Linked DNA regions of Homo sapiens: region 1 is linked to region 2. The links are chromatin loops, found by intact Hi-C in ENCODE. Cell type or tissue: IMR-90. All regions are shown on one strand. Links, peaks and the distances in the headings refer to the core of each region. The heading gives the core; the rest is flanking DNA.

Evidence for each region. Peaks named below come from ENCODE experiments on the same cell type or tissue, not always from the same donor. Only the 100,000 strongest peaks of a DNase experiment are listed, where the experiment ranks them.
Region 1: a loop joins it to region 2, with 4 times the contacts of the local background. A loop is called at or near these places in 3 of 110 quality-filtered maps.

The regions. Positions count from the first base shown.
Region 1 is chr4:107,043,692-107,059,122 of GRCh38, forward strand. No RefSeq gene overlaps it. Among named protein-coding and RNA genes, the nearest start is that of DKK2, 15 kb to the left of the region's middle. In IMR-90, for the core only: a CTCF peak has its summit at 7,028; no DNase peak of the experiment used is centred there.
Region 2 is chr4:107,372,337-107,387,767 of GRCh38, forward strand. No RefSeq gene overlaps it. Among named protein-coding and RNA genes, the nearest start is that of PAPSS1, 340 kb to the right of the region's middle. RefSeq lists an enhancer at 6,968-7,549. In IMR-90, for the core only: a CTCF peak has its summit at 7,100 (motif pointing left); no DNase peak of the experiment used is centred there; H3K27ac peaks cover 474 bases.

The DNA of each region.
Region 1 (15,431 bases), core at 5,554-8,053, 330 kb before region 2:
TGTATAAATATGCTCAGTATTAACAGAAGTACTGAAAGTTTAAAACCATCTTTTTGTTTTATAATATTCAATGTACCTCACCCCACCACTTAACACTGGAGGTAGCTACCACTGAGGCCAGGAATATATGGACTATAGCTATAAACTGGGGCTCTTTTTAACATGAAAAGGTAAGCTAATTTCCAGCCTTCTAAATACAACTTCCAAATTCACTAAATTACTTCGTGTTCCTCCTATATGTTAGCATAATTTTAGAAGGTAATTCATTAGAAAAGCCCCCAGCTGCAAGTTCTAACCAAAAGTTATACATGTTATAGTCCAAACTCTTCATTCTCTTTAGCCAAGTGTAGATACTGCCTAAGATGGCTGATTTTAAATTAATTTGTATGATGATATCTGTCACTCACTTGTGAAACACTTCCTGAATATAGCTGACACAATCATACCCAATTTTCTGTTTCAGGGACTATTTAATGTTAAAAATGTCTCTAAGGAAATCATTCTAAGGAATGCCTCTAAGTAAATCTTTATATGTGGGGGATGGAAAAGACAACCCATCATGGTATTATTCTCTGACAACAAAAGAATTCCTGTTAATGGTTAGTAATGGTTATTATTGTTTGTTTTAAGTAGTGATCTTATAGTGATTATTAGTCGGAAATACTGAGAGGTCCAAGTTCATGCAGCAGAGGGCAGTAATGGACACTTGTCATGGTAAGAGAGATGAGCCAGAGATTATTACAAAGTAATTTTTCTGGAGAAAAGTGTTTAATGGCCTTTCCTATACCAGTGTTATTAAATAGAGGAGAACTGATAAATAAATGCATCTATTCCTCTCATGAAAAGTTTGCAACACTCTTCAAATATTAGATTGACTGAACTAAAAAAACATTCAGAAGGTTTTCTCTTATCTAACTTCATAGAAAAGGAACGATTTTCCTATGCCAAGGCATATGCAGATGTTGCCCATGTAGCATTGTAAAAGCTCTTCCAAACTACTCAGAAACAGAGGCAGGTAGGCAACTTTGTAAATGGTCTCATGACTGTGCAGAATGCATTGGAAATTAACAGCACCTTTTTCATCTTACTTACTACCACTTTATTATCTGTCTTTCTCTCACTACCTGAAAAAAATGCAACAAAATCCAAGGACTTCCATCTTTACCTTCCTTTAGTTGCTGTACTGCCTACTACGCTAACGATGTTAGCAATGTTTTGTCTTTGTTCTTTCAAAAATTACTTCAGCAAGCTGTTTCTTTCTTCAATCACATTATCCCGAATTTACACCTTGTTCCACCGCTTGAAATAAACCATCAAATAAAGCAGACCCAAAACAATGGTAGGAGGTGAGGATGTTATTCAAAATTTTCATAGGTAAAAATTTGAAGGTAGAATCTGGGAATACATGATGGCATAGTTTTTCTAACTCATGCGGTGCTATGTAAAACCAGAAAAAGAGATGAGGATAACAATTCCCCAAAATGCACATACGAGCACACACCACACACACACACACACACACACACACACACACACACACACATCTAGAGTAAAATTAGGTGACAAGGTGAGTAAGCCTAATTCCCAATAATTACAAGGCCCACATAATATCAGTTACTATAAAAAAGGAAGTTTGGGCTGGGTGCGGTAGCTTAGGCATGTAATCCTAGCACTTTGGGAGGCCAAGGCAGGCAGATCACTTTAGGTCATGAGTTCAAAACCAGCCTGGCCAACAAGGTGAAATCCCGTCTCTACTAAAAATACAAAAAAAAAAAAAATTAGCAGAGTGTGGTGGCGGGCGCCTGTAATCCCAGCTGCTTGGGAGGCTGAGGCAGGAGAATCACTCAAACCCAGGAAGTGGAGGGTTGCAGTGAGCCAACATCATGCCACTGCACTCTCCAGCCTGGGTGACAGAGTGAGACTCCATTTAAAAAAAAAAGGAAGTTTGAGGGAAAGCAATGGAGCTCTGAGAACAAGAGAATCCTCAAATTTCCAACAGATCCTCATTGGAAAGAGCACAGCCAATCTGAAAATAGTAGACAAAATCAGAAGAAAATGGATTCTGCAGGCCCTAATTCCAGGATCAAAGCCCCTGGTGAGGAGAAATTGTTTGGAGTAGAATCCAAATTGAGCAGGCTAAGAAATTAGGGACAAAAGAAAAAATTCTAAATGAAAGTCAGGATGGAGAGGAAGCAGATCTCAAAAATGTGACACCATTTTAAGCATCACCTCATAAAAACAATAGAAGAGGGGGTGCCAAGAACAATGAAACTAGAAAAGTTATTCTGGCCCAACCATCTCTCTGATAGCAAAGGAAAACTTATTTGCCTTAAACCTGGTAACCAAACGAGACTGTGGTCCAATCATGTGTATATCTAATATGACAAAAAAGAAAACAAGGACAAAATAGCATCAATAGAAGCAAGCTATAAAGCAATGTCAGAGAATACATATAAACAGTAACTTAATATTCAAAATATGCTACAATTTTTAAGAAATATATGTAAACAATGAAAGAACATTATAAATCAGAACTAGAAAATTTCCAATCATGTTTCAAGAAAAAAGGATTTGAAGAAGTGATGTAAGAAGAAAAATCATTTCAGAATGAAGATTAAACTGGAAAGAACAAAAAAGCAACATATAATGCTTTAGGATAAATATAAGATGGGAAAGAGAAAATTAGGAGAAATAAGTAAAGAGATAAAAAATTCAACAGAATAATATAGATGCGATAGATAAAGAAGATCCAACATACTTATAATAGTTTTCACCAAATAAGAAACACAAGCAATGAAACAAGTCAAATACTAAAAACAATAATCAATTTTTTTTCTAAAATAATGAGAACAAAACCAAAAAGATTTCAAACTACCTATATACTTTCTTAGGGGAAAATAAATCCAGGATGGACAACACCATGACATATTCTAGTAAAACTACTGACCTTGAAAAAAACAACCTTTGGCCAGTGGGCAAAAACATCATGTCACTTACAAAGAACATTTCAACAGACACGTTTTATATCAGAAGACAATTAAGTAACATATTTAGGATACCCAAGAGATGAAAATGTGAACTAATAATTTTAAATCCAGCTAAACTGAGCTTCACATAACAGTTTTCAGACAAAATGGTTTACGAATGCAAGAAGTCAGAAAACATTATTACATAAGCCCCACCTTGGAAATTTACCAGAAAACAGTATTAAAACAACTACAATGATTGGCAAGATTGAAATATGGACTGATATGAAAGACACTGAGCAACTAAAGACCTAGAGGGGGGAAAAAACTGACTTTAAGACAATTAGTAAAAGAAGATCTAAAATTTTATCAATTAAAAAAATTCTGTCAATGCTCAATTTACCACGAAAAGACCCATTTTTGGAAGGTCATATTTTATTTCCTTTTATAGACCTGCTGTCTTGTATTTTACTTAGTCTAACATTAAATGAATTACAATTCCCTAAGTAGTCACATTTTTTGAAAGAAAGAAGCCATAAATCATGTCACTTATTGGCAGAGATAGGGCTAGGGATAAATTCAGGACAGAAAATCCAAAATATATTATAGTTGAGAATAGGGACTATGATAAATATGAAATCACCTGTAGAACTAAGACTATATGATGTTCTTCAGAGAAAAACACAGTATTATCTAATGGCTAAATGCAGCAACAAGTTATATGAGAGAGACTAACAGACTAATCTGCTTGTGAATATTGATGTCAGGTAATTTTAAGTAAAATAGTAGTAAAGAAGATCCAAAAGCCTTTTTAAATAATAAACCATGACTAAATGGGGCTTATTTAGAAATATAAGTTTAGACAATACACTAATATGCTCCATCAGTATAATAGAGCTAAGGAGAAAAATTATATATGATCATTTTCACAGATGCAAAAAAAGCATTTGGCAACACTCAACCAATGCTATTCATGTTAAAAAATTAATCAATAAAATGGGAATCTATGAATGCATGTATACATGCACCTCATTACAAAAGTTAGCATCTTCACTTAATAGCAAATCACTTGATGTTTAAATGGGAAACTCAGACAAGAATGTCCACAATCTCCACTTCTGTGAGCACTGTGTTAGAGGTAATAGTCATTCAATTAAGCAAGAGAAAAGTAACAACCATAAGAATTAGAAAGTATAAAGTAAACAATTTCTATTTGCGTAAGTATATATCTAACATAAGTATAAATGTGGAAAATACATTTGACATAATTATATATCTGAAAAATTCAAAGAACAGCACTTACTAAAGAAGCAGTTTTAAAGCTTAATATCCAATAATTATTAGCCTTTAGGTATTTTTAAAAATTTAGAAATTAGGCCAGGCGCAGTGGCTCATGCCTGTAATCCCAGCACTTTGGGAGGCTGAGGCGGGCAGATCATGAAGTCAGGAGATCGAGACCATCCTGGCCAACGTGGTGAAACCCCGTCTCTACTAAAAATACAAAAATTAGCTGGGTGTGGTAGCGCACACCTGTAGTCCCAGCTACTCGGGAGGCTGAGGCAGGAGAATCTCTTGAACCCCCAAGGTGGAGGTTGCAGTGAGCCGAGATCATGCCACTGCACTCCAGCCTGGTGACAGAGCAAGACACCATCTCAAAAAAAAAAAAGAAAGAAAGAAAGAAAGAAAGAAAGAAAGAAAGAAAAAAAACCCAAAATTAGAAATTATAATGGAAGAGAAGACCCCATGTCAATTGCCAAAAGCTAATAATGTAATAATGCAACATAACCCACAGTATAGAAAATCTATGTGAATCTATGTGAATGTAACTGTAATACTAGACTTCTGAAAAAAAATTTTAAGAAGCCTAAGGTGAACATAAAGTTATACAATGTTCTTTAAGTGGAAGACTCAAGATCATAAAGATATCCATTATTCCTGAGTTAATTTATAAATTTAATATAATCTCAATAAAAATACATCATATTTCTTTTTTCTCTAAACTGGGAAAGTTTATTTAAAATTAATGTATTGAATAAACGTCTTTTGGGAGAGTAAACAAGAAGGATCAGGAAAACTCTGAAAAAGAAAAGTATTGGTCAGAGGACTGGAGATACACTTACCAGAAATTAAAGCCTCTGGAAAAGAGGTTACTTTGTTACTGTCACATAAACAGACACACAGACCAATATGATACAATAGAAAATTCAGAAGTAGAGTCAATTGCATATGAACATTTAGTATAAGATAGAAGCAGCATCTCAAATACATAGAGGAAAAAGATGGATTTTTAAAAAACAAATCTTACTGTGTACATATGAGGTTTACAACATGTTGTTACGGGATACATATAGATAGTAAAATGGTTAAAATAATGAAACAAATTGACATACCTGTCATGTCACATAGTTACTTATTTTTTTGAAGTATTGGTTTAACTAGATAGACATATGAAGAAAGTTAAAACTGGATCTATTCCTCACACTGCAACATGACACATTCCAAATGAATAAAGAACTTAAATGTAAAAGAAATAAAACAATGCAAGAGATAAAAAGAAAACACAGATGAATTCCTTTATAAATTCAATTCCTCCATAACCAGAACACTTTTACTTTTGGCTTAAATACAATAGTAATAAAGAAAAAGACTGGAAAATTTGATGTCATAAAGATGGCTTTTTCATGGCAAAAATCACTACAAGCAAAGCTAAAAGATTAATGACAAAAGGAAAAATATGTGCATTTTATACCAAGAAAAAATAGTGAATATCTTTAATATATGAAGAGCTTCTAAAAATGAAAAAGGAAAAGTTAAACAACTTTACAGAGAAAATAGCCTGGAAAGGTGAACAGAAAGTTTTGAGAAAAAAACTAAGTATCTCTTTAAAAAAGAAAAAAAATGTTGGTACATAATAAGAGAAATGCAAATTCAAATTATACCAATATACCATTTCTTACCTATCAGATTGCAAAAATCCATTTTTTTTTTTTTTGGATTTTTGACCATATCTCTGCAGCAAGGCTGTGAGAAAACAAGCACCCTTGTACATTCTGGTGAGAATACAAAATGGTATCACTTTGTATGGAGAGGAATTTGACTATCTAATGAAGTTATACATGCATTTGATCTTTGACTCAGTAAGAAATCCCACTCTTAGGAATCTCTTCCAGAGAACAAAGAAGGAGACAAAAATTGAGAAAAGGGGGATTGGTAAAAAGTAACTTAATTTTATACATTTCAGTATTATTTAAATATTTTATAGTTCATTTCTATTTTTGTTTAAATGATGTAAATATTAAGATATACCTATATTCAAGTGTTATATTACTTGAATAGGTAAAAAAAAACCCACAAAATTTAAAAATGTTAATATCCAGGAAATACAGCAATAAAAGACCTAGAGTGAAAGGCAAAACCAACTTCAAGACAATTAGTAAAAGAAGATCTAAAAAGCAGTAAAAGAAGATCAATTAAAAAATTCTATCAATTCTCAATTTACCATTAAAAGACCCATTTTTGGAATTCCATATTTTATTTCCTTTTACAAACCAGATGTCTTCTATTTTACTTAGTCTAACATTAAATGAATTGCAATTCCCTAAGTAATCACATTTTGTGAAAGAAAGAAGCCATAAATTGTGTCACTTAGTGGCAGAGATGGGGATAGGGATAAATATTTGGGACAGAAAATCCAAAATATATTATAGTTAAGAATAGGGATTCTGATTTTCTCTTTTTGTGTAATTTTTCTTTCAAAATACTTTAGCTCCACTCACAGAGTTTGATACTTAAAAATGTTTATGAAACAAATGATTATACATATAATTTAATTACAAATTGACAAATACATATAGTAAAAACTGATCTCAGATCAATTTAACCTCTGGTTCAGTTACTTTACAATGATGCAATCAAACCTCTTTGTTTACCGAAGATTCTGATGAATAACTGGCCCATAGTCACTCAGAGTATAGGTAGCAAAGCCCAAAGTGAACTCCCCCTGTGACTTTTCATTTCAGCACAAATTCCACTTTAGTGGGATTTACACATGTTTCCCTGTTGGACGCTAGAGGGAGATTGTTTGCAGTTATCCATTCTTGGGCCTATTTTGCAGCAAGGTGATGTCCTTTTATCATTGTCATGTCTATGGCTGCATACAGTTCCATAAAGCCACTTTGCATCCTTAGGTTCTATCAAGAAAACACATTTTTATGAGCACTCTTTTATTGATAATATACATGGGAGAAACATCTATCTAGGAAATACAGTGATGTATCACTTAAGGATGGGGATACATTGTGAGGAATACGTCCTAGGGAGATTTCATCATTGTGTGAACATCATAGAGTGTATTTACACAAACCTAGATGGTATAGCCTACTACACACCTAGGGTATATTATTCCTGGGCTACAAATCCATACAGCATGTAGCTTTCTGAATACTGTAGGCAACTGTAATACAATGATACATATCTGTGTATCTAAACATATTAATAGAAAAGGGATAGTAAAAATATAGTATTATAATCTTATAGGACCACTGTGGTATATGTGGTTCATTGTTGACCAAAATGTTGTGGTGGACACATGACTGTAATTCACATCTATTTATAAAATGAGATTTTATACATCTATTTATAAAATGAGATCCCAAATTGAGGAATGAGCTCAGCTTGGTAGCGTGGGGTCCAGACCTGGGAGTCCAGAATAAGACCACTCCCTCTGCTTTTCATGAGACTGCTGGTCTCCTGATACTGCCTAGTTGTGTGGTTCTGCCTCATTCTACTGCTACTCTCTTGGTTTGTGGACTTGTGGCTCTCTTCTCTATGGAACTTTGACTTCAAAATAGGTAAAACCACATCTAACCAAAGTAGACCATAGCACAGATCTTGTTAACCTAGTCATATTCACAAAGCAGAACACATTTTAAAAAATGTAATAGCTACACTTCTAAAACCTCAGAGGATGCAACCTTTGTAATAAGATATTTTGTTATAGAATATATGACATTCTCTCTGTTCTCATGTTTCCTCCTTGTTCATTAAATCCCAACACACCAGCCTTCTTGCTGCTTCTGAACCTTCGAGATCCATTCTCATTTGGGAACTTTGCCCTAGCTGGCACCTCTGCCAACAGCTGTGTGGCCCACTCCCTCGCCAGTTTTAAATCTTGGCCCAAATATCATCTTCTCAATCAAGTCTACCCTACTTAAAATTGCACCATTACCACTCCATAGTGCTTATCTCTGTTAACTTGCTGTATATATTTCCCTATGGCATTTATAAATTGTATAATTCTACATATTTTACTTATTTATTATGTTGATTATTATATACATCCTCCACTGTAAGCTCAGTGAGAGTGAGGATTTTAGTCTACTTTACATATGGATGAATGCCAAACACCTAGGTCAGTGCCTGGCATGCAGAAGGCACTTAATAATGGGTGCAGCACACCAGCATGGCACATGCATACATATGTAACAAACCTGCACGTTGTGCACATGTACCCTAGAACTAAAGTATAATAAGAAATGAAAATAAAAAAAGAAGGCACTTAATAAAAGACTTAATTAAATCCTCTTCAGTTCAACTCAATAAAACATTACTGCTCTGTACTTGTATTTCATAATATTTTCATGCTCTCAATATTTGTTATTTTGAAATAAGTTTTTCTTACCAGAAAAACATTCAAAGATGGCATTATCTTTTTGTTACTTAGTCTGAACAGCCTGCAAACACTGATGCATTGCTATCATTATCTTGTCTTTTTTTTTTTTTTTTTTTGAGATGTATTCTCACCACACTGTCACCCAGGCTGGAGTGCAGTGGTGTGATCTCGGCTCACTGCAACCTCTGTCTCCTGGGTTCAAGTGATTCTCCCAACTCAGCTTCCCAAGTAGCTGGGACTACAGGTGAGTGCCACCATGCCCAGCTAATGTTTGTACTTTTAGTAGAGACAGGGTTTCGCCATGTTAGCCAGGCTGGTCTCAAATTCCTGGCCTCAGGCGACCCCCTCACCTTGGCCTCCCAAAATGTTGGGATTTCAGGTGTGATTCACTGTGTCTGGCCCATATCTTGTGTTTCTTGTGGTTAGGCACTTGAAATTTCTTCATTTTTCTCAACATCTGTGAATAATACACCTTTTTGTCATTTCTCTTAGTTTTTTTCTCATTTCTCTTAGTTTTTTTCTCGATCTTATATCCGTTGTAATTAATCTGTATTTTTCCATTGGAATTTAAGACATAAAATATATCTTAAGGCAGGAATAACTCTAAGCAAAATTGTGAAGTTAGATCAAATAAATCTTTGATGCTGTGCCAATGAAAATCATCTAATATTTGGTCTCCCTTACACACTGCTCCTAAGAAAACTACTGTATTAGTGGCCATGATGAAATTCCTGCCTTTGCACCAACTCTGAGTAGCTTAGGGCACTACTGCTCCAGGGGAACATTTGTGTTTAAATAAAACTATAAAATTCCAAGACCCATAAGACCTCAAAAAGTGTGATAGTGTCACATAGTGGGAGGAAATATTTGGAAACGAAATCTCCAGGCACTCTTTGAATTGTATCACGTAAGAGATCTCAAATCCTAAGATTCTTATTGGATAAATAATTTTTGAATTAGTGGATGCCATTTGAAAGACAATGCACTATCAGTGCATGAGAAGGAGTAGGTCAACAACCCATAGCTGACAACGACAACAACAACAAAACCATAAGAGTTGAGGTGGGCATGTGAAGTCAGAATGAATACAGAAATAGGTGAAGTGGTGGGTGGATATAAGGGATATCTTTGCTTATGCCTCCCACCACCATCTATCTTCCTTCTTATAGTAAGAGCATCCTGGTTTTCCTCTGTAGAACTACCCCACTCCCCTTGCCCTATTCTTACTTCACGTGGCTGTAACAGTGAACCGAGAATCCAGACCTAGCAACTTGGAGTATTTTATCCCTGGCCACAAAAGTTGATTCTTAGCAGCAAGGTCAGACACTTGCTGGAAGCATCGGAAATAAGAAGTTCTCCTTTTGTCAAGGTTTATTAACTAGCAGGATGTAAGGTAGAAGATAATTTACCTGAGAAAGTATGTCATACAAGGGAAAGCAAAATGAAGAGAGAAAAATTACTGATGATGATTTGAGCCATACCTGAAGTCCAGTGTTAGACATTCCTATTAAAACCAATAAATTTCCCTTTTTACTTAAGCTACTTCAAGCCTGGGTTTTCATCATTTATAATTAAAAGAATTCTAATAGATTAAAAATACACTGAATTTGGAATGAATCAAAGCTCTACTTTGGAAAATTCCAACCTAGAAACAAATAGAGGAAATTCATTACTGAAGCTCTTGAACACATAAGTATTATTTTCCTTTAAGTTCAAGCTTAACACATGCTAGAGTTTGGGTTTGAATGGAAGCAAAAAGATGTTTCAGAATTTATTAGAGAACATCTGACACAACTGTTTTTGGTGATAGATATTATATGAAAACAAGTGCTTATGATTTTCCAATATGGGTATACACATTACGATTGAAAATTTATTTTAAGATTGAAATGTATTTTATTATTCATATACTTTGGATCTGCTAATTTTATGAAATGGAACTGTAAGAAGAATCTCTTACACTTTTGATTTATAAATACCTCTCTTGGGATTATTAGTTTGAAACTAACAAGAATTTGCTCAAATGTGCATGGAAATTTTGAAGTAAGCAGTAGAAGAAACTTGATAGTAAGAGCACAACAGGCTCCCAATTAAGAGCACCCAAGCATCTGAGGATAAAACAAAAGCTCAGCTTGGTAGCATGGGATCCAGACCTGGGAGCCCAGAATAAGACCACTCCCTCTGCTTTTCGTGAGACATCTGGTCTCCTGATACTGCCTAGCTGTGCGCTTCTGCTTGATTCTACTACTACTCTTTTGGTTTGCTGACTTGTGGCTCTCTTCGCTATGGAACTTTGGCTTTCAACTGCATTTGGCTTTCTTTAGAGCCAACTCTAGTCACAACTCTTTATGATCTTGGAACTCAGTTATCTCTGCTAGATGATCCACTCAGTTTGATGGTTTTAAATTCCAAATACCTGGCTAAGAGAATCATTTTAGGTCATTTTAGGGGTAGGATCACCTGGTACAAACAGCCTACATTGGTTCACCATCCCCCCATGGCTTCAAGTAGAGAAAGGGCCTTTTCAAAAAGGACGTGAGCAGGAAGGCAATGATTACATTTTCTACCACAGAAAGTAATGTAAAAACTATTCTGATTACCACAGGGGTACTTATGCATTTCTTCTCACTGGGGATGCAGGATAAAATCATAACAGATGGTATTAAAAACAAATCATAATGTTTCAGATAATTAATTTATACTTTAAAAGTACTATTGAATGATTTTTGCTCCATACGAAAGAGTCTGGCTTGTTTGTATTAAAGAACAAATTAAAATATAAGTATCTCAAAAAATTCATTAGACATGTTCAAATTTATTCTATCCATTATGTCTTATGACATTTCAAATTAATGGCATTATCTCTATAGATTTTTTTTGTATATATATATATACTTCAGGACTCAAAACAGATTTTAGAAACAAATCAACATTACATTCACTCTGATAATTGTTTAGCAATGTTGATTTTACTGGACAGTTCAGGGGAAAAAAGGGAAATAGAAAAACATCAATGACTAATTCATAAGATCAATTGAAAAATTCAAAATTGTTTCTGATGTTACAGTGAACATAATTTTTCAAGACATCATAAAATAATTTAAAACATATTTCTATTGTAATAGATAATATTTATCTAAAACAAAGAAAGTATAACCATACAAATTGAATCTGTCTGATTTAGTTTTAGGAAATCTTAATGACCTAATATACAAAGCAATTTAGGAGGAAACTAAAGCAAAAAATTCAGGCTTTCCAAGATCTGATATTTTTTCTAAAGTGACATATTGAAATAATCTCTACTAAAAAGAGTACTGGGCTGGACACAGTGGCTCATGCCTGTAATCCCAGCACTTTGGGAGGCCGAGGAAGGCGAATCATTTTAGCTCAGGGGTCGAGACCAGCCTGACCAACATGGTGAAACCCCGTCCTTACTAAAAAATTCAAAAAAAAAAAAAAAAAGCCAGACATGGTGGCAGGTGCCTGTAATCCCAGCTACCGGGAGGATGAGGCAGGAGAATCGTTTGAACCCGGGAGGCAGAGGATGCAGTGAGCAGAGATCGCGCCACTGCACTCCAGCCTGGGTGACAGAGCAAGACTCCATCTCAAAAACAAAACAAAATAAAACAAAACAGTACTGATGAAGGAATTGAGTAAATGATATTAGTTTAGAAGATGAAAGAGGCAAATGACATTAAAGAGTCATTAATATGAACAATATAAAATAGTGTATGATACTTGTTATAACTGTTAATGTTCTTATATTGCTTGGTATTTCAAACTCATAAAGGTGTGATTATTATAATATTTTATTAATAAACCAATTGGGCAGTTTTTGAACATGAAAGCATTTTTCTTATGTTTAAAGACAGAAAAAAATGTTGGATAACACATTAAAGAAGCTTCAAACTTTTTATTATTTGAGGCACACACTCTGTTCTCTACCTGCAGTTTTTAGTTTGTTTAATTTCTTCAGTGGTACAAAATCAAGGTTTTCAAAGCTCACCCAGAAACATCTGACTTGCTCTTACAATTATAAGTCAGAAAGTTAAGGAACCTCAGAAGAAAACTCCTGTCAACCTATCTCTATACTATGAGGTGAATATTAAAACAATCATTGTTGTAAATGATGGAGGTTGTCTTTAAATTACATCAATACAGTTTTGAGGAAGGAGACATATTTCTTCTAATGAGAGCCGCATATGCCTATTAAGACTAGGAAGATATTAGGAGTCACTCACTTAAATTAATTAATAAAGTGTGAAGTCACAATAAAATAAAGTAGGTATAGCAGAATTTTATAATAGCAGTCACTTCAAAAATATATTGCATTTGGAATGACTCAATAATAAATTCAGCTTTTAGAGGCCAAGAAATGCTTCCAATAAGAAACGATGTTTGAACAGAGGTTTAAGGAATGAATGGGTAATAGTGACCTGGAGGAAGGTAACAGATCCCAAGAAAAGTGAAAAGACATTGAGCTGCAAAGATGCATGGCAGGAGTTTAAGAAATAACAAGCAGTCCTGAAAAAGTGGAGCATAGAAACTCCTGAGGACAAACAAGATGAGACTGTAAAAGTAACAATGCCAGGAAAACAGTTTTTCAGTTAGGTACAAGAGAGCCCCATTGACTTATTTCACAGTTTCAATATGTGTAATTATATTCTTCTAAAAGTTTTAGCTTCTTAAACCTGGACAACTCCAAGAATGAAATCTGCCCTTACTCAAATGCACTCTTCATCGAACATTCAAAGAGACTTTGCTGTTCAGAATATAAGTTTACATGGCTAGCTCTCCTACTAAATCCATGCCTTCCCAGGCAGTGGGAATGCCTCATCCACTTTGGCATGCCTAGCACCATGCAGCATATTGTAGGTACTAAATACACGTTTATTGAATAAATAAAGAGACAAATACTAAGCAATAGCTTTCTACATATTTATAGCAGGTCTTGCATTGATAGATAATGAAAATTTGTCACCAAACATACAGCCCATTATAAAAAGTCTTATAGTTGATAAAGAGAGAACTGAATACATGTATAATTCATGGTTTAATGTGTATTCTTGATGTATTTGCCTAAAAGTAAGAGGACTTTAGCCTTCACGTCAAGAGAACTCTGCCAATAGCTGGATGTGTGACCTTGGGCAAGTAACTTAACCTCATCTTCAAAATGACAACTCACATTAAGGTCTCTTTAAACTTATTAATGTTATGATTTTATAAAATAATGTAAAATATCATAGCAGTTAAACAGTAAAAAGCTAATGTGAGATCATTTTACTTCAAATATAATTTAAAATATTTTAAAAAACATTTGATTTGCTATTATTCATAAAATAATTTAATTCTATATGACAAAATTAATTTTTGCCCTTTCGGCCCTGACTGCATGTAGAAAATAATTTTACTGTTATTAATATGTGCTAATATCAGTAATCATTTTGATGTAAAATATATGTATATCTGTATTAGTTTGTTTTCACACTGCTGATAAAGACATACCCAAGACTGGGAGGAAAAAGAGTTTTAATTGGACTTACAGTTCCACATGGCTGGGGAGGCCTCAGAATCATGGTGGGAGGCGAAAGGCACTTCTTATATGGTGGCAGCAAGAGAAAATGAGGAAGAAACAAAGCGGAAACCCTGATAAACCCATCAGATCTGGTGAGACTTATTCATTATTTTGAGAATAGCACAGGAAAGACTGGCCCCCATGATTCAATTAGCTCTCCCTGGGTCCCTCCCACAACACATGGGAATTCTGGGAGATACAATTCAAGTTGAGATTTGGGTGGGGACACAGCCAAACCATATCAATATCTATTTCTATCTATGTACATATATCTTGCTTTATTCTCCCTCTTATGAGGAGAGAAAAATTTTAGTATTAACATTACAATGCTGTTGTATTTAGAAGTTTATACAGTGAAAAATTAAAGTATAAAAGTTGAAAATACAGAAGAGAGATAAACAGAATTCACTTATTAATTTATATAGTCTCATGTTTATCTCCCCCACAGCAATAAAATTAAACCAGTTAAAGATATATTACATAATATCCCATTGAACATCCTTTCTGTATTTGCTGAACTTATCAGAGGAGCAACAGGGAGAATATAAATCTTTTAAATATCAGATTATTTCCTTAGGGACAATTAAATCTGAGATATTTATATAACAACATAGGTAAAAGGCACTATATAGTTGGACAGAATGTGCCATTATAGGAAAAGTAAGTAACTTATACACACCCACCAGGAAAACATTAATCAGAAAAGGCAGAACAGGCATGAAACTTTTCACCACGAGCTTGAAGCTGCATGTGAAGCAGAAGTAATTCATTGCCAAGAGTCTGGAGATTACAAAACATCACAACGACTTTTAAAAGTAGACAATTTTTCAAAATTATGGCTTAGCCAAATAGTTATCACTGATCACTTGTGAAAGCAAACTGTAGACATGTTTTTAAAATGTGTTAACTAAAAGTAACAGTAATGACCTAAGAACACAACAATTAATTTCAATAGATAATTGCCAAACATATATTGAAACAGGAGTTCAGGATAGTTACTATAGCACAGTCTTTACCTTCAAGCAACTCTCAGTCTCAGAAGGGAGTCAGGTATACAAAGAAATAAGTTATAGTACAATGTGGTAAAGTGAAAGAGTACCAATGTGTACAGGGTGCAAAGCTAGTGAGAAAAGTGAATAATTATGAGTCATAGCATCTACAGAGATTCAGGGGAGGGAAGATGTAGAAAAAAAGTTTCCCAGAGGAGGAGAATTCAGAG
Region 2 (15,431 bases), core at 5,838-8,337:
AGAAACGGGGTTTCACCGTGTTAGCCAAGATGGTCTCGATCTCCTGACCTCGTGATCCGCCCGTCTCGGCCTCCCAAAGTGCTAGGATTACAGGCGTGAGCCACCGCGCCCGGCCTCACTACTGTTTTTCAACAACGGACTAAAAAGCCTAGCTAATGTAGTAACACAAACAAGGAAAGAAAAGGGATACAAAATGAGAAAAATGAAATAAAACTGTGTGTTCACAAATGACACAATTTCCTATATAGAAAATCTGAGAGAATCAACAGAAAAAAACTCTAGAACTGATAAATGATTATAGCAAGGTTGTAAAATACAAGGGAAAAAAACAAAAGTCAATCACTTTCCTATATACTGGAAATGAACAAGTGGAATTTAAAATTAAAAATACAATACCATTCACTTTAGCACCCCCAAAAATGAAATACTTAGGTATAAATCTAACAAAATATGGGTGAGACATTTATAAGAAAAATTATAAAACTTTGATGAATGAAATTAAAGAACTAAAGAAATGGAGGGATATTCCATGATCATGAACAGGGAAGTTCAATACTGCCAAGATGTCTGTTCTTCCCAACTTGAGTGATCTGTAGATTCAATGCCATTCCAATCAAAATCCCAGCAAGTTATTTTGTGGATTTTGACAAATCGATTCTAACATTTATGTAGAGAAGAAAAATACCCAGAAGAGCCAACACATTACTGAAGGAGAAAAATAAAGTTGGAGAACAGATATTACCTAACTTCAGAACTTATGATAAAGCTATAGTAATAAAAACAATATGGCATTGGTGAAAGAATAAACAAATAGATCAATGGAACAGAATAGAGAGCCTGGAAATAGACCCACATAAATATAATCAACTGATCTTTGACAAAGGAGCACAGGCAATACAATGGAGCAAATAAAATCTTTCATCAAATGGTGCTGGAACAACTAGACATCCCTATACCAAACAAACAAACAAACAAAAATCTAAATACAGACTTTACATCCCTCATGAAAATTAACTCAAAATTAATCATAGACCTAAATGTCAAATGCAAAACTACAAAACTCCTAGAAGATAACAGGAGAAAACCTGGGTGAACTTGGGTATGGCAATAATTTTTTAGATATTTTGTTGTAAGACTGATGAATAAAGGGGTAATATACAAAAGTCAATCACTTTCCTATTGTGATGGTTAGTACTGAGTGTCAACTTGATGCAAAGTATTGTTCCTGGGTGTGTCTGTGAGGGTGTTACCAAAGGAGATTAACATTTGAGTCATGTGGCCTGGGAGAGGCAGACCCACCTTCAATCTGGATGGGCACCATCTATTCAGTTGCCAGCACGGCTTGAATAAAGCAGGCAGAAGAAATTGGAAACAGCAGACTTGCTGAGTCTTCTGGGCTTCATCTTTCTCCTGGGCTGGATGCTTCCTGGCCTTGAACATCAAACTCCAAGTTCTTAAGATTTTGGACTATTGGACTTACAAAAGTGATGTGCCAGGGGCTCTTGGGCCTTCAGCCACAGACTGAAGTCTGCACTGTTGGCAGACTTTGAGACTTAGACTGGCTTCCTTGCTCCTCAGCTGGCAGACGGCCAACTATGGGACTTCACCTTGTGATCGTGTGAATCAATTCTCCCAATAAACTTCCCTTCATATATACATATATCCTACTACATCTGTCCCTTTAGAGAGCCCTGACTAATACACCTATAACCAGAAATGAACATGTGGAATTTAAAATTAAAAACATTATACCATTTACATGATAGTTTAAGTGAAATCATATCGCTAGACCAGGTGTTATGAGCAGAGCTGAAAGCACCCCCATTAGTGATGAGGGGATAGGATTAACTATATGGTAGACTTGGGTTTGGTGAGTCATTAGATTAGGTGTATTAATATTGTAAAAATGTATGCTTGAAATAGGACTACAGTGAATTCAAAAATAGTTAACATAACTAAAATAATAAATGTAAATATAATTGAGGCTATAGGAAAGCTAACTGATGTTAGCACTGGCATGGCCCCTCCAATTAAATGTATAAGTAGACTGCTAGCTGTAATGTTAGCTGTTCATTGTATAGCTAAAGGGACTGTCCATGAAAGTAACAGTTTATAAGCTGAACTTCACTGAAATCAAAAACTTCTGCTCTATGAAAGACAATGGCAAAAGAATGAGAGGATAAGCTACAGACTAGGAAAAATATTTGCAAATGACACACCAGATAAAGGACTGTTCTTCAAAATACACAAAAACTTCTCAAAACTCAACAACTAGAGAACAAAAAATTCAATTTAAAAACATGCAAAAATCCTAAACAGACACCTCACCGAAAAAGATATACAGATTGCAAATAAGTGTATGAAAAGGTGTATAACATCATATAGCATCAATGAAATGCAAATTAAAATAACAATGTGATACTACTACATACCTATTAGAATGGCCAAAATCCATAACATAAAACACATCAAGTGCTGGCAAGTATGCAGAGCCAGATGACTCTCATTCATTGCTGGTGGGGAACACAAAATGATATAGCCACTTTGGAAGAGAGTTTGGCAGTTTCTTGTAAAACTAAACATACTCTTACCATATGATCCAGCAATTATGCTCCTCAAAATTTACAAAAAGGAGTTGCACATACAAAAATCTGCACACAGAATTTTATAATAGCTTTATTCATAACTACCTAAACTTGGAAGCAACAAAGATGTCTTTCAGTAACTAAATGCATAAATAAACTATTCTACATCTAGACAATGGAATATTATTCAGTGCTAAAAAGAAATGAGCTACCAGGTCATGAAAAGACATGAAGGATCCTCAAATCCATGTTACTAAGTAAAAGAAACCAATCTGAAAAAGCTACATCCTATATGATTCCAATTATTTGACATTCTGGGAAAGCCAAAACTATACACAAAAGTGAAAAGATCAGCAGTTGCTGAGATTTGGGGTGGGTAGAGAGGAATAAATAGGCAGAGCACAGAGAATGTTTAAGGTAGTAAAAACACTCTATATGGCATTATAATGACCAATGCATGTCATTATACATTTGTCCAGACCCATAGGATATACAAAACCGAGAATAAACCCTAGTGTAAATCATGGATTTGGGCAATTACACTGTGTCAATGTAGGTTCATCAGTTGTAATGGTTGTACCACTCTGGTGGGGATATTGATACAGAGGAGGCTGTACATTTGTGGGGCAGCTAGTATATGAAAAATCTCTGTACTTTTCTCTTAATTTTGCATGAATCTAAAACTCTTCTTAAAGATAATAAAGCATTTTAAGTCCCAAAACAAATAATTTCAGAGCATATTTGAGTCTATTAGTATCCCAATATTATGATTTAGAAAGTCTATCTGCTTAGAAGATTTAGAAATCATATCACCCAGAAAACTGAACAGAGACTGAGCAACAGAAGACTCTGCTTTTGTGGTTGTTACTGTTACCTTGCCTCAGTAATCTCATGTAAATGGTTTGAAAGCAAAAGAAAGAATTGTCTAAAATGAGGACTTCTCACTAATTTAATCTAATTGTTACAATCTGATGATCCTTTAATATTGCTTCCCCCTTCTTCACACACACACACACACACACACACACACACACACACACACCTCCCAAAGGGTTTCTTAGCAAAAGATGGACAAGTTTAAGAATAAGATATATCTTTTTTTCATGATTTAATTAGTAAAATAAAAGCCAAATTTTTGGTTCCAGAAACTAGGAAGATAAAAAAGCAGGATTGTTCAATCACTTTTATCATTCACTTTCCTCTTTGAACAAATAAAACTCTCATAAAAACTCCCATTAAAAATCAAAATGCATGTTGAAGTCCAATTTAATGATTTAAGAGTTAATTCAGAAGTTACTTGTGACTCTGAATCCCTCTGTAATTTTAAAATTGTAGCATGAAATCAGCAAGGAAAGAAATAGTGATGATTGAACTTTATTCTCTTTTTGCCATTTCAATGCAGAGACAGTATTTCTGGTGCAAAAAAAAAAAAAGTCAGCAAATTACCACATCAGCAGCAAATCCCAAAGAGATCATAAAAAACACTCTTTTCTAAGTCTGTCCAAATTTATCCCCCTAGTGTCAATATAATATGGTCTTTTAATGGGATATTACACAATAAAATACACAAATAAAATTAACTGAATTCATCAACATACGAAGACCATGTGTTTACATATCAAGAGTGATTGGCAGTTAAAGACTCATAAATCATAAGCCAAAGAGGGACACTGCAAGTGTGCTTTTCTATCCTCCTTACCCCTGCTGTTTCAGAGGCATGCTCTTTAATGGTTTTGCACTTGGGTATAAAGTAATTAGCAGGCCTAGCCTGAGTGAAACAGAAAAATAGTAGAAACAGAGCTGAAATCATTGGGACAATTATTACCATCTTTGATTGAGTATATACCCAGCACATAACACCGTGGTTTACCTAAACCACTCCAGATTGATTTATATGGATTTTTTCATATAAATAGTGAACAAAGAAAACAATTCAAATAGGTTCCACTATTCATTTCCTAAGTGTTGGTGCCAGGCATTTAGCAAGATACTACAAACACAGTAATGACCAACTAAGACAGTCTCTGCCTTTCATGGAGCTTTGAGAGGGGAAGAAAAAGAGAAAAGCAAATGTAGTTTAAACATTAAAGAGAATATGTGTATATTTCTTGCAATGATTTAATGATTTGCCCTACACTGTGAGCAACTCAAAGCCGTAAAGTTTTTTTCATCTTTTTTATGGACTATGAAAAGATACAGTAGTTGCTCAATGCCCATTGTATCTTTTTGGAATAAAATGTTTCTGGAAATATCTACATGTATATGAAACACATATATATTTATATATGGAACAAGCAGGTGATGATTTAAAAGGACATTCCTCTTTGCATTTCTCATTTCTAAAATGATATGTACTCTTCTAAAGACTTTTTGAGAGGTAAAAAAATCTTAAATAATTTTTTGTAATCAGTCTTAAAATACACCCAAATATGGCCAGGCCATTTTTTGGCCATACATAGTGCACATAAGAACACTTAATACAGTACTATGAACTTATCAACACTCACAAATGTTATCTGAATGAAATAAAGTATGAATCAATTATGCAATGATTAAAACATGGGCATGAAATTATCAGAAGCATCCGCTTCACTTTGGCATCAATAAAATGAACTTCAGGAAACATGGAACATCCAGACTTTGTCCCTCATCTGGACATCAGTGTATTGGCAAACCTACTCTCTTTATAGTGTACGTATGTAAGATATGTATGGCATATTGCATAAATAGTATATATTGTCTCTTCTGACATTTCTGATTCACAGTCCTTTCAGTTCCACTTGTGATAATTTTTTCATCATCTTATAATTCACAAGACGCCTATGATCATCTCAACCAGTCTATTAAATGACAACTCATCTCTCCAGGTCTTTCCTTTTCAGCAAGGTCTCCCTTAATTACCTTACTTAAGATTATACTTCTCTTTACCTCAGCACTGTCTCTCCCCTTACCTTAGTTTATTTTTCTTCAAAGCCCTTTTTACTCTGTAATTTCTCATTTGCTATGTAAGTTCCATGTGAGACAGGGATTTTATCTTTGTTTTTTATTGTTGTATTCCCAGCACTTAGAACAGTGCTTGGCACATAGGTTTTCAAAACCTATTTCTTGACTGAATATGCTCCTGACAAAGAAGTCTCCAAACCGCTATGAGGTGATTATAGGGCTAGCTGTCCTCTAATAGTGACAGTATAAGCTATATTCAGTAAATTTGAGACTTTAATTTTTCTTTTGAGCTCTAGAAATAAACCAGGAACTATTCGTTCCCATATACATCAGGTGGTTTCTCTCCTTTACACCTTTCCTCAAGTTTTCCCTCTTTTAGGAATGTCCTTCTATCACCCAAACTCTTCTCTGCCTGGATAATTCCTGCTAATTCATTCAGTCTCAATGTACAATGTATCTACTACCTGAATTGCTCCCTGACACCACCTTCTGCCACCTCCCCCACTGGGAGCGTGGGCTCTGACCCCATGGCAGCGTCTAGGGTTGAGTGTTTACAGCTCTGGAAGCCCCAGTAGCCATGTGTTACATACAGTGTGCTCTTTCAGCTTAGCTGTCCACAGGCAGCTTGATTTAATTAGCTCAATTAGACCCTCTGCCTTACAGCAAGGACAGAGGCTTTCTGTATCATGGGGTCCTTACCCTAGTGTTCCAAAAAAATCAGATCACATTGGGGGCTTGGAGAATGAGTGCAAGGTTTTATTGAGTGGTAGAAGTAGCCCTCAGCAGATAGATGGGGAGACAGTAGGGGGATGGAGTGGGAAAGTGGTTCCCCCTGGAGTGGTGTCACTCAGCAGCCAGGATCTCCTCCAACCACCCTCTGCTGAATTCCCATCGGCATCCATGTTGTTCTGCCATCAGTGTACTGCCAGTGTCTGTCTGTGTGTTCTTCTGCCGGTGTGTTTCGCTTTATGTCCATCCATTTGTGTCTGTGCCTGCTAGGGTCTCGGGGTTTCTATAGACACAGGATGAAGGGCAGGGTGAGCCAGAGTGGTCTTGGAAAATGCAACATTTGGGCATGAAAACAGGAGTGCCTGTCGTCACTTAGGTCCATGGGCACAGGCCCGAGGATGGAACCCTTGCCAGGGACCCTGTGCTTCTCTGCCCAGCACTTTCCTGTCCCCTTCCCATATCAGTATCACAGCCCTGAGTTCTGGGGTGTCTTGGCCCTTAGCGTACTATCTTGAAATTGCTGGTTACTTACCTGTCTCCTCAATTAGAACATAAGCTCTTGTAGGACAGGGATTGTTTTAATGATCTTTGTATGAGTGCAACACAATGGAAACTGAATGACTAATTGAAATGAATTGAGTTTAATGCCCTTGGGACGAGCAACATCTAGTGATTCCATCAGAGGCAGGTGGTGTAGGGGGAAATGCAGGAAGTCTTAAGACCTGGACTCTAGTGCTAACTCTGACAAGGGTTAAACCCAAGACAGCTTCCAAATCTATAAGACTATAAGGCAGAAAGTATTCCATGTAACCCAATGGAAGTAGTTATTAAATAGGTTTTCATGCTCCATCTGCTGGTTAAATTCTACAAAAATCTCAAGACCTTTTTGAAATGGCAGAGTAAAGGACTTAGATATCAGCAATTCTTGCTTGTGACCAATTGTGGGATATGATGAGGTTTCTCTCCAAATAGCCTGATCAATCTTTTATTCTTTAATTCACAGTACCCCCCACCCCACCTCATTTTTCTTTTTCTCCTTTCTGCCTTTGTTACATGCCTGGACATGCCACAGTACCAGGCTTATCCATACTGCTCACATTCCTTTCCTTATTTGGAAAGAAGACTAGCTCTGTAGCTCATTGCAGACACCCCTTCCCCTTTTCCCCTCTCTCCCTTACGTGCCCACCTTATCTAAAGAAAGTTCAAATGTCTAGCCAACCGGGATTAGTTCAGATTGTGCGACCTGACCCTGGCCAGTGGGGAAAGGGTGCAAGGGCAGGACTTGCATCAGGAATAAAGGCTCTTGTGCCCCTTTGTTCAGGTGTGCTCTCATGGTGACTGGCCAAGGAGAAGCACCCCTCTGCACAGAAGTAAAATTGCTTTGCTTAGAATCCTTTGAGTGTTCAATCTCCTTAGGATTTTGAGTGTTATTCCCAACAATTCTGGTGCCCAACTTTGGGGCTTGAATATTCTACTTCGGGAAGGGGGTCTTCGGTCACCCCACCCAGGGGAGATGCATCCCACTGTCTATAGTTATGGTGGCCCAAGGGTGAGGGAGATCAGGCCCCACCCGTTGTGACGAATAAATCTGGATTCTCAGCAAAGCGGGGAGGAGATGCTTGTAAGACCGAGGCAATAAGAGGACCAGGTAATTCTTGTGCACAGAATAAGGCAGGAGACTTTGCAAAGGCGACAAAGTATTTCCTTGGTGATTGGGATAATTTGGAGGTTGAGAGTGTGTAAATGGGGCTAAGCATTATGGTTGTGTGGAGTGAGTCTTCTCTGCGGTTTTGTGCTGCCATCTATCAACTATGGGCAGGAACAATCAGAGTAGACAAAGAGAAAGAAAGATGCAAGGAACTTCCAGAGGGATGAGCTATAGGATATGCAGGAAACCCCTAATGGGAGAGGTTAAGCCTCCAGAAAGAGAGAGGTGAGACACCTCTAATACCAGAGGTTGGACTCCCTCTTAAAAGCCTCAGTAAGCCTCCAGAAAGGGGGAGGTGAGACACCTCTAACACGAGAGGTTGGACCCCTTCTTAAAAGCTGCAGTGAGCCTCCAGAAAGAGGGGGGTAGACACCTCTAACAGGAGAGGTTGTAGCCCCTCCCCACCAATAACCTCTAAGATGGGGAATGTTTCAAGTAAGACAGGAAAACTAAAGAGTCTAGAAAGTGATGAAATTACTTCTGATAGCCCCTTGGGGCTTATGCTGAAGTACTGGAAAGATAAAGAGAGAACCAAGTATAAACGAAAACAGTAGATGATAAAATGTTGTTGTTTTATTTGGGTTCGAGAACCCATCCTTAAACCCTCACATTTCTGGCCAAAATTTGGGTCTAATGAGGAGCAGATTTGTCAGCTCTTAATCGAGCGTGTTAAGGATAAGAGTCCTGTCTCCCAGGAAGAAATCGTTTACGCCCTCTGTTGGCAGCAGGGGCCTGTCCTCCTTTACTCTTTAGAATCTAGAGGGAGAAAGCCAAAAACCAACCTCTCTAGAAGGGAAAGACCGGTGTCTAGACAACCCACACCCACTAACACGTGGGTCTAGATCATCTTCCTCCATTCAGTGCCCCCGATCCCGCTCCTCTGGTTTCCGTTTCAGGTCCCTCCCCTGCTTCCTCTTCCTGCTGTCCCTGATCCCGCCCCTCCGGTTCCCATTTCAGGTACTTCCCGTGCTTGCATCCCTCTTCCAGCTTTTCCGATCCCGCTCCCCCGGTTTCTGTTCCAGGCCACTCCCCAGCCTGTGCCTTCCCTCCGGCTGTGGTTTTGGGTTACTCCCTAGCCGTTTCAGGCCACTGCCTTACTTGTGTTACTTGCCGGTGTTCTATTCCCCCAGCTGCTGCTATGGATCCCTCACCCACTTGTGGTGCCTCTACTCATATTGCTCCTCCTCCCTATAATCCCGACTTTGCGGAATAACCATCTTGTGAGCCTGCCCCCACCAACCTATTAAGTATCCCTCATTAAAGGAGCTTCAACGTGAGATAGAGCAATGTAAAAAGGATATTAAAAACTTTCCATTTCTCTCCACACCTAGAGAGCCAGATCTGACTCTTTCCACTAAGAGAGGTACCACAAGGATGGGGCGGGGGGCTATTGGCTTTGTGAACGCCCCCTTGACTAGTTCGGAAGTCAGGTATTTTAAAAAGAGCCTAAGCCACTACTGGATGACCCTTATGAAGTAGCAGATCAAACTCATCAATTTCTAGGGCCTCACATATACTCTTGGGCTGAGTTGATGTCCATCTTGGGCATCCTCTTTTCTGAGGAAGAATGAAGTATGATTCGGAGGGCTGCTATGGCACTTTGGGAACGTGAGCACCCTCCTGGTCAAAATGTTCTTTCTGTGGGCTATAAATTTCCCACTCAAGACCCCCATTGGGACAGTAACAATGCAAATCACTGGGAAAATATGCAGGACCTAAGGGAGATGATAATAAAAGGAATTCAAGAATCAGTACCCCAAACTCAAAATCTTTCTAAAGCATTTGATATTCAACAGGAAAAAGATGAGGAACCCACTGGATTCTTAAATAGATTGAGGGAGCAAACGAGACAGCATGCAGGCCTTGATTTGGAAAACCCCTCAGACAAGGAATGTGAAAACTTCACTTTGTTACTAAAAGTTGGCCAGACATTTCAAAAAAATTACAAAAGATAGAAAATTGGGAGGACCATCCCCTGAGTGAATTGCTCAGGGAGGCTCAAAAAGTATATGCAAGAAGAGACAAGGAAAAACAAAAACAAAAGACAAAACTTATGTTATCCACCTTCCAACAGATAGCTCCAAATCCGCATATCCCTAAGCAAGGCTTTCAAGGGGCCAGAGATTATAAGGGGCCTAAACCCTCCTTGAGAGGATCCAAGCCTCCATCTGGAGGGTCAAGGCCCTCATTTAATAAGCCCCCTAAGGGGTATAGGGGAGCAAGGGCAGAGAATGCTAAGACTGAGAAGGAGGAAGGACAAGATAGATATTACAGATGTGGAAGAACAGGCCACTTCAAGAGGGAATGTCCTGAACTAAAGAAAGAGAGAGAAACTTTCACACTCATGACTTTGGAAGAACAATAGGGGAGTCAGGGGCTCTGCCTCTTTTATTTTGAGCCCCACCAGGAGCCCTTGATAAATTTGGAGGTGGGACCTAAACATGAATTTATCACCTTTTTACCTGATTCAGGGACTTCATGCTCCTCTGTTTGTTTCCCTCCACCTGGTCTTACCTGCTCTTCAGAAGAACTTTTAGTCTCTGGGGTAAAAGGAGAAGGATTTAAGCCAAAAATTTTAGAATGCACAGAAGTCAGATATCAAGATCGATTTACTCATTTTCAATTTTTATTAATTACTGAAGCAGGAACTAATCTACTAGGAAGGGACTACATGCTAAGGCTAGGTATAAGGCTTCAAGTGGGTCCTAAAGGATTCCTCTCTTCACTACATTTACTTACTGCTGTGGATGAGAAATATATTCATCCTGATGTGTGGTCAAAGGAAGGAAATCAAGGGAAACTCCAAATCCCTCCAATAAATATCAAACTAAGAGGGCAGAGTAGGGCTAAAGCCTGTAATTGAGGGTCTCATTGAAGATGGGCTTCTTGAACCCTGTATGTCTTCTTGCAATACTCCAATCCTGCCTGTCAAGAAATCAGATGGGTTGTATCAATTAGTGCAAGACCTTACAGCTATTAATCAAATAGTCCAGACCACTCACCCCACTGTTTCTAACCCTTACACCATTCTTAGCAAAATTCCATACTATCATCAGTGGTTTTACAGTGACAGATTTAAAGGATGCCTTCTGGGCATGCTGCTTGGCTGAGGATAGCCGAGATATATTCGCTTTTGAGTGGGAAGACCCCCATTCAGGGTGGAGATAACAATATCAATGGACAGTCTTGCCTGAAAGGTTCACAGACTCCCCCAACCTTTTTGGTCAGATCCTAGAACAAGTGCTAGAGAAAGTCACAGTCCCTAAGCAGATATGTCTGCTTCAGTACATGGATGATCTTCTTACATCTGGTAAAGATATAAAGGAAGTAGGTGACTTCTCTATACATATTCTCAATCACTTGCAATGTGAGGGGTTGTGGATCTTAAAAGAGAAACTTCAATATATAGAACCTGAAGTTAAATACTTAGGTCACCTAATCAGTGCAGGTAAATGAAGAATAGGACCCGAAAGAGTGGAGGGAATTTTTTCCCTACCCCTGCCTCAAACTAAACAAGAACTCAGGAAATTTTTAGGACTAATTGGATATTGCCATTTATGGATTGACTCATATGCATTAAAAAGTAAACTTCTATATGAGAAACTTGCCCAGTGGAAGCCTGATTGCCTCTTGTGGGCTGCTGAGGAAATCCAGCAAATTGAGGAATTAAAAGAGATGCTCATAACCACCCCTGTTCTAGCTCTACCCTCCCTAGAAAAGCCATTTCACCTTTTTGTTAACGTAAATAATGGGGTAGCTCTAGCAGTGCTTACCCAAGAGCATGGAGTCTGTTGACAGCCCATGACCTTCTTGTCAAAGGTCTTAGACCCAGTCACTCGTGGGTGGCCCCAATGTAGCCAGTCCATCATAGCTACAGCAGTATTAGTTGAAGAAAGTAGGAAATTAACCTTTGGAGGAAAATTAACAGTAGGCACACCCCAGCAAGTTAGAACTATTTTAAATCAGAAAGCAGGAAGGTGGATCACTGACTCAAGGATTTTAAAATATGAGGCTATCCTACTGGAAAAAGATGATTTAATATTAACTACTGATAATTCACTTAATCCAGCAGGCTTTTTAACAGGGAATCCAAAATTAAAAAGAGAGCACGCCTGTTTAGATCTTATTGATTACCATACAAAAGTTTGACCAGAATTAGGAGAAACTCCCTTCAAAACAGGGTGGCACTAATATATTCATAGATGAGCCGTCCAAGGTAATTGAAGGGAAAAGACATAATGGGTATTCAGTGATTGATGGAGAAATGCTTGAAGAAGTAGAATCAGGAAGACTGCCTAACAATTGGTCTGCCCAGACATGTGAACTGTCTGCACTCAACCAAGCTTTAGAACATTTACAAAACAAAGAAGGAAGTATCTATACTGACTCTAAGAATGCCTTTGGGATGGCACACACATTTGGAAAAATTTGGATGGAGAAGGGTCTTATCAATAGTAGAGTCCAAGATTTAGTTCATGGAGAACTAATTGCCCATGTCCTTAACAGTCTCCAATTGCCAGAAGAGATAGCTATTGTGCATGTCCCAGGGCATCAAAGGGACTTGTCTTTCACAAGTCAGGGAAATAATCTCACAGATCAGATAGCAAAGCAAGTTGCCATTTCTTCTCAAACGCCTGTTTTTCATTTAACTCCATGCCTTCCTTCTCCTACTGCAACCTCCATTTTTTCTTCCATTGAACTAAAGAGAATGCAGAAGGGAAATGGATATCACCAGATCAAACGGAGATGTCAAAACCTCTCATGAGGGAGGTCTTGTGTCTATTACGTCAGGGGAACCACTGGGGACCCCAAGCAATGTGCAATGCAGTTCTCCAGGTTTATGGGTGTATAGGAATTTACACCCTGGCTAAACAAGTTGTAGATAGTTGCTTAATATGTAAAAAGACTAATAAGCAGATTCTAAGGAAATCACCCCTTGGAGGAAGGAATCCAGGGCTAAGACCATTTCAAAGTGTCCAGATTGTTTATACTGAAATGCCCCCAATTGGTCATTTAAAATACTTATTAGTAATAATAGACCACTTTACCCACTTGGTAGAGGCTATCTCATTCTCAAGTGCAACCGCCAGTAATGTAGTTAAGGTGTTAATTGAAAACATTGCACCCAGATTTGGACTAGTAGAAAATATTGATTCAGAAAATGGAACCCATTTCACTGTACATGTCATTAAGAAGTTAGCCCAGGTACTAGATATAAATTGGGAATACCATACCCCTTGACATCCATCCTCCTCAGGAGGAATAGAGTGGATGAATCAGACTCTAAAAAACTACTTAACTAAGTTAGCTTTAGAAACTCGATTGCCATGGATTAAATGTCTTCCTATTGCTTTGTTAAGAATCAAGACTGCCCCTCGGAGAGATATTGGCCTTCCCTTTATGAAACGCTTTATAGATTGCCCTACTTACACTCCAATGCTGACATCCCTACATTTGAAACAAAAGACCAGTTCCTCAAAAATTATATACTTGCTCTAGACTCTACTTTCTCTTTCCTTAAGACTAAAGGTCTCCTAGCACAGGTGCCACACCTGGAGTTTCCAGCATATCAGCATCAGCCTGGAGACTATGTCCTCATCAAAGGGTGGAAAGAAAGGAAACTCGAACCACCTTGTGAAGGACCTTGTTTTCCTAAGTACTGAGACTGCAGTCTGAGCAGTGGAAAGAGGACGGACTTATCACACCCAAGTCAAAAGGCGCCACCACCTCCAGAATCATGGACTGTCACTCCAGGGCTCACCCACACCAAACTAACTCTAAAAAGAGCTTCATAATCACTTGTTTATTTTTTTTTTCTTTTCCACATAAGGTCATCTTGTCATCAATGTAACTCAGGCTAGCCATCCTTTAACCCTTCAGCTTGACGCCTGTTCAGTCATCCCATGCGGAGATGAGCAAGCTCAAGGAAGCTATCCCATTTTGGTAAGTATCTATGTCCATACTGCAAAGAGTCAACCAAGTATAAGTATAGAGCTTTAAAAGGTCCCTGTAGTGACTGGGCAGATGTTTGGTGGACCACTAAGTACAAAGGGTGGACAGCCAAGCCCCCTGCTTCAAATAGGTTACAGGGACTAAAATGAAAACTCCAAGTAGTTCGTGGTCCCAGCCCACCAAATTGTAAGCCATTGCACTGTAACCCCTTGTTGCTGGTAATAAATAATCCCTGGACAATGGCCCAAGAACTCTCTATATTTGAACGGTATGGGTTAGGAGCAGACTTTGAAGGACAGGACCCTATAGGAATCTTCTCCATAAGGTTAGTTAAACCACTAGTTAATAATAATAAAGGAGTTCAGACCCAGAGTCCAGGAGACACATGGAACCCAACACTCTCCCCAAGTATAGCGAGTCCAATGTCTTCCTCCCATCTCCAAAATGATCCAACCAAGGTAACAGTTGCGAAAGTAGAAAACTTAAGGCAAACTATAGCTCTAGAGACAGTATATCAAGAAGCAAATGCTTGGCTGGAATGGATTAAATATTCCATCTGCACTTTAAACAAAAGTGAATGTTATGCTTGTGTGCATGGTAGACCAGAGGCCCAGAGTGTCCCCTTTCCACTTGGATGGTCTTCCAGCTGACTGGGCATGAGCTGTATGGTAGCTCTCTTCCAAAACCCCTCAGCCTGGGGCAACAAATCATGCCAAGCTCTTTCTCTGCTGTTCCCTGCTGTTCCCTGCAGGTCAGCCCCCAAGGGCCATTCAGCATCCATCTCCCAATGCCAATTTTACTTTGTGTCTCTCACGACAGGGAGAAAACTTGGCATTCCTGGGGGCCTTAACAGGATGCAGTGAGCTTAAGCCCTTCCAAGAGCTTACCCATCAGTCTGCCCTTAGCCATCCTTGAGCAGATGTGTGGTGGTATCATGGTGGACCAATACTGGACACTCTGCCAAGTAACTGGAGTGGAATTTGTACTCTAATTCAATTGGCCATCCCTTTCACCCTGGCGTTTCATCAACCAGAAAGGATAGGAACCAAACACCGTCAGACAAGGGAAACCCCTCATTGGTCCTTCAGTTCTCATGTTTATATAGATGCCACTGGGGTCCCAAGAGGAGTGCCAAATGAATTTAAGGCCCAAAGTCAAATAACTGCCAGATTTGAATCTACGTTCTTCTGGTGGTTAACTGTAAATAAAAATGTGAATTGGATAAATTACATTTACTACAATCAACAACAATTTATTAATTATACTAGAGATGTTATTAAAGGGATAGCTGAACAATTAGGACCCACCAGCCAAATGGCCTGGGAAAATAGAATAGCATTAAACGTGATACTAGCAAAGGAGGGTGGAGTTTGTGTCATGATCGGGACCCAATACTGTACTTATATCCCTAATAATACTGCTCCTGGTGGGACCATAACTAAAGCATTACAAGGTCTTACTGCCTTATCAAGGGAGCTAGCCAAAAATTCTGGACTAAAAGATCCCTTCACAAA